2 separate regions of the Homo sapiens genome follow, and region 1 is linked to region 2. Evidence: chromatin contacts called from ENCODE Hi-C data. All regions are on one chromosome and are shown on one strand. Each heading gives the region's core, a stretch centred on a gene start or an enhancer-like site at or near the end of the contact. The rest is flanking DNA. Distances are from core to core; before and after follow the strand shown.

The links. A loop is a pair of places that touch in the nucleus more often than their neighbours do. Pooled maps may share reads with other maps.
Region 1: a loop to region 2 is called in a pooled map, with 3 times the contacts of the local background. The contact joins the enhancer-like site here to the promoter of ESF1 in region 2. A Hi-C loop is called at or near these places in 2 of 50 pooled maps.

Annotation. Positions count from the first base shown.
Region 1 is chr20:18,408,845-18,414,543 of GRCh38, forward strand. DZANK1 (double zinc ribbon and ankyrin repeat domains 1) reads right to left here. Exons shown (of 21, transcript NM_001367614.1): 12 at 5,504-5,668; 13 at 3,802-4,009. Among named protein-coding and RNA genes, the nearest start is that of LINC00851, 33 kb to the left of the region's middle. RefSeq lists an enhancer at 3,738-3,787 and a silencer at 4,658-4,707. Within about 2 kb of position 3,612, at least 4 of the 41 ENCODE cell types and tissues checked have a DNase peak (open chromatin) inside an H3K27ac peak, as active enhancers do.
Region 2 is chr20:13,780,230-13,786,173 of GRCh38, forward strand. It overlaps ESF1 (ESF1 nucleolar pre-rRNA processing protein), which reads right to left and starts at 4,690. Exons shown (of 14, transcript NM_001276380.2): 1 at 4,651-4,690; 2 at 2,275-2,954. The coding sequence starts at 2,911. It overlaps NDUFAF5 (NADH:ubiquinone oxidoreductase complex assembly factor 5), which reads left to right and starts at 4,799. Exons shown (of 11, transcript NM_024120.5): 1 at 4,799-5,061. The coding sequence starts at 4,840. RefSeq lists enhancers at 4,735-5,024, 5,020-5,709.

The sequences.
Region 1 (5,699 bases), core at 2,362-4,861, 4.6 Mb after region 2:
AAGCACACAGAGAAACACAGAATAGCATAACACTGGCATTGTGGTGTGTGAACTTCTCTTGACTTAAATAAAAAGACTAAATTATGAACCAATCAAAAATAATAACTACAACTTTTTAAGACAGTACAATAACACTAAAGAGAAAAAACAAAAAGTTAAAAAGCAGGGGGGATTAAATCTAGAGTTTTTATTAGTTTCCATTTTGCAAGTTTGTTTGTTTATGCAATCAGTGTTACTATTATGCATTGCATGGCTCTACCAAAATATCTCACGTACCCCATAAATATATACACCTACTATGTACCCACAAAAATTTTTTAAATAAAAAATTTAAAAATTTTTTAAAAAGAAGCTCAACAAGTTTCAAGTAGGATAAACCCAAAGAGATCCACAGCGAGACACATTATCAAACTGTTGAAAGAATATGACAAGAAGAGAATCTTGAAAGAAGCAAGAGAGAGGTGATTCCTAAGGTTCAAGGGATCCCCAGTATATTAACAGCAGAACTCTCATCAGAAATAACGGAGGCCAGAAGACAGTAGATCAACGTATTCAAAGTGTTCAAAGAAAACAACTGTAAAGCAAGAATCTTATAGCTAGTAGAGTTTAACAAAAACAGAGAATTCATTGCTAGCAAATCTACCTTATAAGAATACTTATGAAGTTCTTTAGGCTGAAAGCACATGACCCTAGAGAGTAATATGAATACACACACACACACACACACACACACACACACCACCACCACCACCATCACCACCAGTAAAGGTAATTATGTAATTATAAAAGACATTATAAATGCATATTTCTTTTCCCTTCTTCTCAACAGATTCAAAAAGAGAGTATGTAAAACAATATGAATATGAATATAATTATACAGTTTGGCCTATAACATATAGAAATAAGATATATTGACCAATAACAACACAAAGAAGGTGGGTGAGGCCAGGCGTGGTGGCTCACGCCTGTAATCCTAGCACTTCGGGAGGCCAAGGCGGGTGGATCACGAGGTCAGGCGATCGAGACTATTCTGGCTAACACAGTGAAACCCTGTCTCTACTAAAAACACAAAAAATTATCTGGGAGGCTGAGGCAGGAGAATCGCTTGAACCCAGGAGGCGGAGGTTGCAGTGAGTCGGGATCACGCCACCGCACTCCAGCCTGGGTGGCAGAGCGAGACTCCGTCTCAAAAAAAAAAAAAAAAAAAAAAGGGAGGTGAGTAAGAGCAAAGCTTCATTGGGCTTAGGAAATAATCCAAAGGAATAAATTAAGAGAACTATAAATGGGGGAAAAGAAGGCTAATATAACAAAAGCCATAAATAATAGTTCTTTTTTTAAAAGACATCATGTTATAACTAATAATTGTAACAGTGTTTTGAGAGTTTATAACATATATGTAAACATAAACATAATGTTATATTAGAAAATAATGCCACAAAAGTTGGGAAGAGGGAATTGAATTATAGGGGTAGAATTTATATATTTCATTGGAATTAATTTAGTATAAACTTGAAGTATAGTCTGTTAAGATGTATGAGGAAAACCCTATAGTAACCACTAAGGAAATAACTCAAAGTATGTAGTGAAAAAGTCATTAAATAAATCAAAATGTTACACTGGAAAATATGCAATGCAAAAGAAAGCAGTAAAGGAGCAACAGAGGAACAAAAAAGGCATTTAGAAACATTTGGAAAACAAAAAGCAAAATGATAAGTCCAACTTTATCAATAATAACATTAAATGTAGATGGATGAAACAATCCAATTTAAAAAACAAACAAACAGGGATTGTCAGAATGGACAAAAAACCCTGATTCATGGTGCTGGACACAGGGGCTTATGCCTGTAATCCTAGCACTCTGGAAGGCTAAGGTGGGAGGCTTCCTTGACACCTAGAGTTTGAGACCGGCAACACTGGCAACACAGTGTCACCCCATCTCTACAAAAACGTTTAAAAATTATCCAGGTGTGGTGGCTTGTGCCTGTGCTCCCAGCTACTCAGTAGATTGAGGGAAGAGGATCACTTGAACCCAGGAGGTCAAGGCTGCAGTGTGCCATGATTGTGCCACCGCACTCCAGCCTGGGTGACAAAGTGAGATCCTATCTCAAAAGAAAGAAAGAAAGAAAATGAAGGTACACCAAACTTATGGGACGCAGTGAAAGCAAAGCTCAAACAGAAATTTATAGCAGCAAATGTTCACATTCTGAAGAAAGATCTCAAAATCATCACCCTAATCTTTGACCTTAAACGAGGAAAAGAAGAGCAAAGTCAACTTAAAGTAAGAAGAAAGAAGGAAATCATGATGAGAGTGGAATTTAGTGAAATACAGAATATAAAAATAATAGAAAATCAATAAAACCAAAAGTTGGTTCTTGGAAAAGATCAATGAAATTGATAAACCTTTAGTAAGATTGACCAAAAAAAGTGACATCTCAAGTTACTAGAATTAGAAATGAAATAGGAGATGTTATCACCAACTTTATTGAAATAAAAAAGATTATAAAAGAGTATCACAAACAACTGTATGCTAATAAATTAATCAGATGAAATAGATAAATATCTGGAAAAACACAAACTACCAAAACTGATTCAACAAGAAATAGAAAATCTGAACAGACCTATAAAAAGTAAAGAGTAATCAGAATTGCCCACTAGACAAACATCAGATCCAGATAGCTTCACAGGTAATTTACCAAAATTTAAATAATAGTTAATACCAATTCTTCATAACCACTTCAAAAAAAAAGAAGTGTTTCTATAAGGCTACCATTATCCTGATACCAAAATCAGACAGACAGTAGAAGGAAAGAAGAAAACTGCAGACTAATATCTCTTATAAATATAGACACAAAAGTCTTCAAGAAAATACTAGCAAACTGTCTTAGTCCATTTGTGCTGCTATAAACAAAATACTTGAGACTGGGTAATTTATAAAGAACAGGAATTTATTTCTCACATTCTGGAAGCTAGAAGTCCAAAATAAAGGTCCCTGCAGGTTAGGTGTCTGGGGAGGGCCTGGTCTCTCTGCTTCCAAAATGGTGCCTCGTTGCTGCATCCTCCAAAGGAGGGCAACGTTGTGTCCTCACATGGAGGGAGGGCCAAAGGACAAAAAGGGGCCTTAACTCATTCCCTCCAGCCCTTTCATAAGGCACTGATCTATTCATGAGGGCTCCATCCTCATGATCAATTTCCAAAACGTCCCGCCACTTAATACCACCACAATAGAGATTAAATTTCAAAATGAAATTTGAAGCATGTAGCTGGGACCACAGGCATGCACCACCACAAATGACTGCTTTAAAAAAAAAATTGTAGAGACAGGGTCTCACTTTGTTGGCCAGACTAGACTCAAGAGATCCTCCAGCCTTGGCCTCCCAAAGTGCTGGGATTGCAGGCATGAGTCACCACAACTGGCCCAAATTATAGACTTAAAAATAGTCAAAATGGTGAATTTTATGTTATTTAAATTTTACAATTAAAAAAAGGGATAATGGCAGATAGCAATAGCACTGTGCACTAACAACATGCCGTCACGACAAAAGAAACCCACATGCGCCATGTGACTGAGGAACTAGACTACAGGGCTATGAGCTAAAACATCAGAATACTGAAAGTTTAAGAAGGAGCTTACAGGAAGAGCTTCTTTTTCCAATACAAAGAAAATTACTTGAAAAAGAGGAAAAGAAAGAAACTTACTTCTTACACATACAAATAAATCTAAAAGGAAGAGAAAATGAAATGTTCTTTCACAGAAAGAGTGAATTCCCTCCCGACCAGAAGAAAGGGCATCCTCCCCCTTACCTCTTCCTGGGCTGATGGCTGTCAGGAGGGGTTTATGGTCACTCATTTTCTCCTGCCTCTGCTTTTGAGAGGCTAGTTCCTGTTCCTTTTTTGCTAGCAGCTTGCCAGATGGGTAGAAGAGGCCAACAGTCTGTGTTCCTATGTCCCTCTTAGTCCCAACATCAGATCTGGGCAAAGGAATATTCAGGGACTGCCAGGCACATCGGGGCCATGCGTGAGGCAGAAGACATTTTTAAAATTAGAATATAATTTAATCAATCTTGCATTTTACTTATAGAAAACAACTCTAATCAGAATAAAAAGTATCTCAAGAAAAGTGTACTTGGAACTAATAGGGTTTTCCAGCCTTTGCCTCATCTTCCTTGCTCCTGTCTTTCTCAGCAACTTCCAGCCTGATCCAGGATTAGCCATTTATTATCTAAAAGTCAGCAAATCAAGGGGTGTTTGCCGGCCTGCTTGATGCCTGGAAGATATCTATCCTTTTCAGCTCTGTAATCCAATAGAGCATAGACTTCACTACTAATCCACACTCAGCCACTGGTCACCAACATTTTCTCTAACATACTTTCCTGCATCTAAACCTGGGGACCTGAGAGGACTACCATGAAAGGTTGTGCGTTGCACAACGTCACTGCATTCAAAGTAGTACCATTCATATGGTGAACATCATATATTTGCATATGTATTAGGGTAATTTTTCTAGTAGAGAAACCAGTATATTACAAGCAATTTCCAATAGATGGCAGTCAAGTGTCTTGAGAAAAGAACACCTTTGTTTCATTTGCACAAAGGAATAAGGGCTAGTGGCAGTTTAGGATTTAAATCTTTCAAACTGGGTTAAGAAAGCCATGAACGGCTGGGCATGGTGGCTCATGCCTGTAATCTCAGCACTTTGGGAGGCCACGGTGGGTGGATCACGAGGTAAGGAGTTCGAGATCAGCCCGACCAACATGGTGAAACCCCATCTCTACTAAAAATACAAAAATTAGCCGGGCATGGTGGCACGGGCCTGTAATCCTAGCTACTCAGGAGACTGAGGCAGAAGAATTGCTTGAACCTGGGAGGCAGAGGTTGCAGTGAGCCAAAATTGCACCATTGCACTCCAGCCTGAGCAACACAGCGAGACTCTGTCTCAAAAAAAAAAGGTCATGAACTCCCTAAAACTGCATACAAAGTGCTGAGTGTATCCTCTAATAATGATCAATCTTTAACTTCTTATAATAAAGAGATAAGAAGAAACATGGAAAGTCTTTATCCAGCTTAGAGAAATGTATAAAATTATAAAAATCTAACACAAAGCCAGTTGTTAGAGCTTAAGTACTTCTGAAAATAACCTGGTGAGATTTGTCCTCAAACTATGCCCAGCTGTTATAAATTACAAAAGCAATCTTATATACCCTAAGCTTTCTAAAATATAAAAAAGGGGAAGGAAAAGTTCTCAGAATGCTACATAAGAAATTCAAGAGAAGTGCATTCTGTCTCATGTATTTTAAAGCCACTAAAGTGGCATTATGTCTACGGCCTTGCAAATGCAATTAAAATCTAAATTGACTGCATTTATTTACACACCTAGTTGAAATTCCATGTGAAAGTTCTAAAAGTTTTGGGTCTCTTCCCCGGGTTGATTCACAGGGTGGAGCACACACATTCAGAGTTACAGCCTCTTCCTGGGTACCAGTTCTTACTACAGGGGAGGCCTCACCTCAGAAAAAGGGCGAGGTTCCTCAGCAGCTAGAGCCAGGCTTCTGTCCAAGCTAAGTTTCACTAGGGACTTCACACAAATACCACAGGAGCCACAGAATCGGGCAGACAGGTGATTGCTGGCCCCACATTTAGGGCAAACAGAACAGCCAGCAGGAATGCCGAGCTAGAGGATAGAAAATATCTTGATGAATATT
Region 2 (5,944 bases), core at 3,440-5,939:
ACAGTCTTATTGCTCAAGGTAACTAAGAAAATTAAATGAGAAAAGATATGTAAAAAAGTCTGTAAAATCAATCTAAAGGATTATATAGCTATGTTATATTAATTCAGTGCCCCAAATGAAGTGGATGCTAGACTAACTTACCTCACTAATTCAGTGTCAAATCAACTTTGCTGCCGGTCCCACTCCAATCTTATTCTTCAATTTTAGTAACCGGATTCCTATCCTTTCTTCCCACACCTCAAGAGGTCTGCTGCCTGGTTCCACTACAAATGTAAAATGGGATACCACCACTGACTCCCTAGTCCTTGCTATCCAGAATTCACTCCACTGCCTGATACCTTCTACCCTCACAGTGTGATCTCTGCTTATCAAGACCTCTTGGCCTATCAAAACCTCTTGGCCTATCAAGAACTCTTGGGCTATCAAGACCTCTTGGCCTATCAAGACCTCTCGGCCTATCAAGACCCCTCCTTGGATCCTGTAATCACAGGTCTGGCTCATGTGAACTACTACTGGTTTTCAGTTACATCTTCAACTATCAGCAACATCAACACTCAAAATTGCTTGCTGCTGGAGGTGACAAAAAATTTTAATTAGTAAACACGTAATGCAAACTAGAGCCAGCTGTCTCTCACCTAGTTCCAAACAATCATTTCTCGCTGCTACTCATTTTGGCCCTTCAAGACCTTATTATCTAATCAAACGGGACTACTGACCTCTTCTGAACATGCCCAATCACATCTTTGCTCAAAAAGTTCTTTCCATGTAGCACACTCTGGTCCTCAAACTTAAATTTTTCCACACCCCAAAGTAGTGCGTCCCCTATGAATTTTTCTGATTACCACATCTTGAGTGACTTCTTCCTCCAGATTTCCATGGCTTTCTGCTAAACATCTTTTACGGCACTTACTATTATTGCATTTTGTATTATGGTTCTGACTTTCTTCTACTTTAGATCTATATTGTCCAATATGGTAGCCAGTAGTCACATGTGGTAACGGAGCACTTGAAATGCGTTTTGTCTAACTTGACATTAATATGAAAATAGTATTAGTATGAAATGAGTAGAAAATGGGATGTAAAATATACATTGACTTTTATATTGATTACATATTGAAATAATTTTGATATATTGGGTTACATAAAATATATTATTTAAAATAATTTTACCTGTTTCATCTTACTTTTTAATGTGGTTACTAGAAAATCCAAAATTATGTATTTCTACTAGACAATGTTGCTTTAGACAGGGGCCACTGCACAAAGTTTAGCAGGCTGTTATCCGCACAGGGGCATTTATAAAAGGACAAGAAGGGCTAAAATCAAGGCCATCCTACACTCACCAAGCCATGCACTCTGGAGGGGGCTGTGTCTGCTCAGGGGCAAAAAATCTGTTGCTTCAAAGGCGCCATCTCTTCACCAAAGTGTGACCCCTGGGAGCTCTGTGTGTCCAGAGAGCATGCCTTTTTCTAATTTGCATAAAGGCATCATATAAGCTAGCGACAGCCCTGAGATGGGTGACGACGCCTTACTCATATTCTGCCTGCCACATACTAGTGGCAAAGCAACTGAACAAATTAATGAATGAGTACTCAACTCTACTTACCCTCTTATTTTATTTTTGAGACGGAGTCCTACTTACCCTATTTATTTTATTTTACTTTTGAGACAGAGTCTCGCTCTGTCAGCCAGTCTGGAGTGCAGTGGTGCAATCTCAGCTTATTGCAACCTCCACCTCCCAGGTTCAAGCAATTCTCCTGCCTCAGCCTCCCGAATAGCTGGGACTACAGGTGTGCGCCACCATGCCTGGCTATTTTTTTTTATTTTTAGTAGAGATGGGGTTTCACCATGTTGGCCAGGCTGGTCTTGAACTCCTGACCTCAAGTGATCTGCCCGCCTTGGCCTGCCAAAGTGCTGGGATTACAGGCGTGAGCCACCATGTCCGGCCTACTTACCCTCTTTAGACACATCTCTTCTTATCATGTGATGACATATAACACTTTATCTGGTTAGAGAATATAGTTCTCATTAGGGCTCACCACTAATCAAAATCACTGTTTAACTTCAAGATTCAAATTTTCATGTCTGTCTTCTAGCACCACATCAAAAATTAATAATCACTGCATATTTCTTTTATAGCTTTGTATTTCCAGATAAGCATTTGACCATTCCATAATACTATGAAAATACTTATTAATGTGTTTACATTTTTGAAAGATCAGTATAAAAATAAATAATGTAACACCCAAGAATCTCTAATTTTTTCCAACCTACCTGATTGCATTTCTCTTCTTGTCTTAGAACACTCGATTCTGGGAGATTTCACAATTTCAGAGGTGCCTGAGTCTAATGTCCTTTGTTTTTCTTCGAGAGAAGAGTCTGTAGTATGTTGAACAATGTTTTTTTTCTCTTTCTTATTTTTTTGTGTAAATTCTTTGCTATCCTTCTTCGGACTTATGTTTGAATCTATCTTAAATTTACATGAGGTTTTCATTTTTTTAATTCCTATAGAATTATCTAAATCAGTTTTATTTTCAGAACCCTTGTGATTAGCCTTCTTGGTTTCTTTCTTTTTCTCAACTAGATTTTTTGAATCGATTTCTTTTTTAGTCTGGGTTTTTTTCTTCTTTATTTTCTTTTGACTCAATGCTTTGCTATCTTCACCAGAGAGATTGGAATCAGAATCTGAAAGGTCGTAAAAACGCTTCAAATCCTCTGTAGTGCTATGGCTAATGGGGCGCCCTCTTTTATCCACGGCATAGTTCAACTTGAACTTCTTGTCATGAAACATGGCTCGAAATCTCTTGTCAATTTTGACTTTTCGATCCTTTTCTGGCATTTCCCAAAATCTCGGGTCCTTTGCAACCCGTCTAAACCGCTGGTCACTCATTATTTCTTGTTTGGATGACATTTTTAATTCTTAATCTCGACCAAATGCTTGAAGAAAACAAATACTGAAAAATAAAACAAATGTTTTAATGGTAATAATGGTTAGTACAATAATTAAATGTTTTAAAACACATTCACAATATATTCTAAGTTAATATATTCTAAGTTAAGTGTACATAAAATAGAGGTAACAAGTCTAATTTCATCTCTCCAACGTATTCTGGGTCACATGCAAAAAAGCAGAAACATACCAAAATATCCTCTTTCCATGACAGATCATTTAGAGAAATAAACTTAAGGTAGACAAAGCAGAATCCCAGGGCTTTATGGAGGGGAACAAATGTTTATTCATCCATTGCTCTCACTTAGAATTTCTATTTGTATACCAGTATGTGTTACTAATTGAAGGCAAATGTAGTTAAGATTCCCTAGGCCGAGTGCGGTGGCTCACCAGCACTTTCGGAGGCCAAGGCGGGCGGATCACTTGAGCCCAGGAGTTCAGGACCAGCCTGGGTAACATGGTGAATCCCCACAAGAAATACAAAAATGAGCCCGGCATGGTGGCGCGCGCCTGTAGTCCCAGCTACTTTGGAGGCTAAGGCAAGAGGATCACTTCCACCCGGGAGGTCTTGGCTAGAGTGAGCCTAACGGCACTACAGCACACCAGCTGGGGCAACAGAGTGAGACCCTGTCTACCAAAAAAAAGTAAGAAAGAAAGATTCCCTAGCCTCCGTTGGCCTCATTTGTTTCTTCACATTCTGGTCTCATTCTGCTTACTCCTTATCTCCGGCTACTGCCAACAAACAGCCTTTAGTTCTGTAAGACTAGCATTCTAACTAAACAGACCAAAATCAACTCAGGTTTAGCTAAGAAAGTTTCCTTTTTAAATTCGATCATCCTTCAAAAGTAATAAAAAGTTTAAAAATAAAAAGTAAATTTGAGTCTCCAGGTAAAGTCTCACACCAGTTAATAAATATCACTTCTTTCTATAATATCTGATTCTACCAGTGATGAAGGCCCAAGTGAGCTCATTCCCCCAAAACATACTAGAACATATACATATGTGTGTATAAATTAATATTGTTCCCTTGTGAAAAGTCTCCAATGGTTTAGCATCTCTGGATGGGAATTTTGCAAAGAGCCAAAAGTCGTTGATTATTAAGCAACCCCCCCCCAAAATGATTAAAAGGGCAATATTTCTTATTTAAAAATCAAGTCCTTTTAATTACACTAACTAGGAAAAAAAAGGAAGCTATCGCTGGTGCATTTACACATTTTTCGATGTATTACAGCACTTAACTCTCTGAGCAATCTTACGAGGTAGGTACCACCTCAACCAGGAGAAGTACTGCATGTATTGTAAATGTTTAGAAGGAAAGCACTCATTATATGTCAGATAATCCGAGAGAGGGGAAGGCGACCGGACCTCACTCCCGACACGCGCCCGCATCCCCGTAGCCCACCCTCCCCTTCTGCCCGCTCTCTAATTCGGAGAACACAGGGCTGGCCCCTGAACTAGGGTCTCCTTTCCACCTCCTGTACCGCAGGGGGGCAGCTAACAGACTGATTCGAGAAGCGACCCTGAAAAGGATCGATGAAGACTGAAGAATGAGACCGAAAAAGGCTCAGGAGGAAGGGGCAAAACCCCTCGCAGATCCGAAAGAGATCCTGTTAGAGACTAGTTTTTTCCCCGCGCCACACACACACACGCCCTCAAGCCCTTCATCTCGAGCTCTTCAACTCCAGTCCATCCCCACTCACCGTCCGCAGTCCTACCAAGCCTCACGTGGGGCTCACACCCACAATCCTCCGCGTGACGCTCCGCCGTAATGGCAAGCGAACTAGGCCAAACTACTTGCACGTTCCCTCGAGAAGATCTTTGGAGTAGACACAAAAGCCGCGCTGGCGCATGCGCACAAAAAGCGCCGGCAATTGGGGTCGCAGCTGGAGATGCTGCGGCCGGCAGGGCTCTGGCGCTTATGTCGGCGACCTTGGGCGGCGAGGGTCCCAGCGGAGAATCTTGGCCGTAGGGAAGTCACCTCTGGTGTCTCTCCCCGCGGTAGCACCTCGCCCAGAACCCTGAATATTTTCGACCGGGATTTGAAAAGGAAACAGAAGAACTGGGCAGCCCGGCAGCCCGAGCCGACCAAATTTGACTACCTGAAGGAGGAGGTGAGCCCGCGGGGCGGCGGGGCGGCGGGGCGGGCGACGCGGAGGCTTGTTTTCCTCTCCGCTAGTTCCGGCTAGGCCCCGAGCTCACCCCACCTAGCCGTCTGACCTTGACCAGCAGCCCTGCCTCTTTCGGCCTCTACTGTAATCACGCAAGGCCTGGCCTCGGATATTTGTAACATGCTTTCATTCATTCATGCATTCATTTCGGCAACGTCCTTGAGGCTGAAAGGACCTTATAGAGGCCTCCAGTGAAGCTCCGGAGAGGGAGAGAGTGGGAGAGAAGGTTAGGAGGACCCAAATCATCAGGGCCTTGCAGGATAGGGACTTGGGGTTTTCTTCTGTATCTGCACTGTCCAGCCAGTATGGTAACTGCCGGCCACACATGTGGCTGTTGAACACTTGAAAGGTGACTAGTCCAATTGAGATGTGTTGTAAAATACACACGAGTATAGTGACTTAGTATGAAAAAAGGATGTAAAATAGCTCATTAAGAGCTTTTATATTGATTACATGTTGCAGTGATTATTTTTGATATATTGGGTCACATGAAATATATTAAATATAAATTTAAATTTTTCAATTAAAATTTCTCTCGTTTTTACTTTTTTTCTTATGTGGCTACTAGAAAATTTGAAATTACATATGTGGCTCTCATGATTTTTGGTCAGCACTGCTCTAGGGGAATGTGAAGCTCTTGTTTTAATCAGTGGAGTGATCTGACTTATGTTTTAGGAAGATCAAATTAAGATTTCTGATTTGTCTTGGCTCGTTTGAGAAACCTTTCTCCCTGCCCAGGTGAGCCAGAGACTGAGGGTTTCTACTTTCAGGACACGCATTCTCAAGTTCAGGCCTCAGTAAATTTTTATTCAGGAGTGGAACAAAG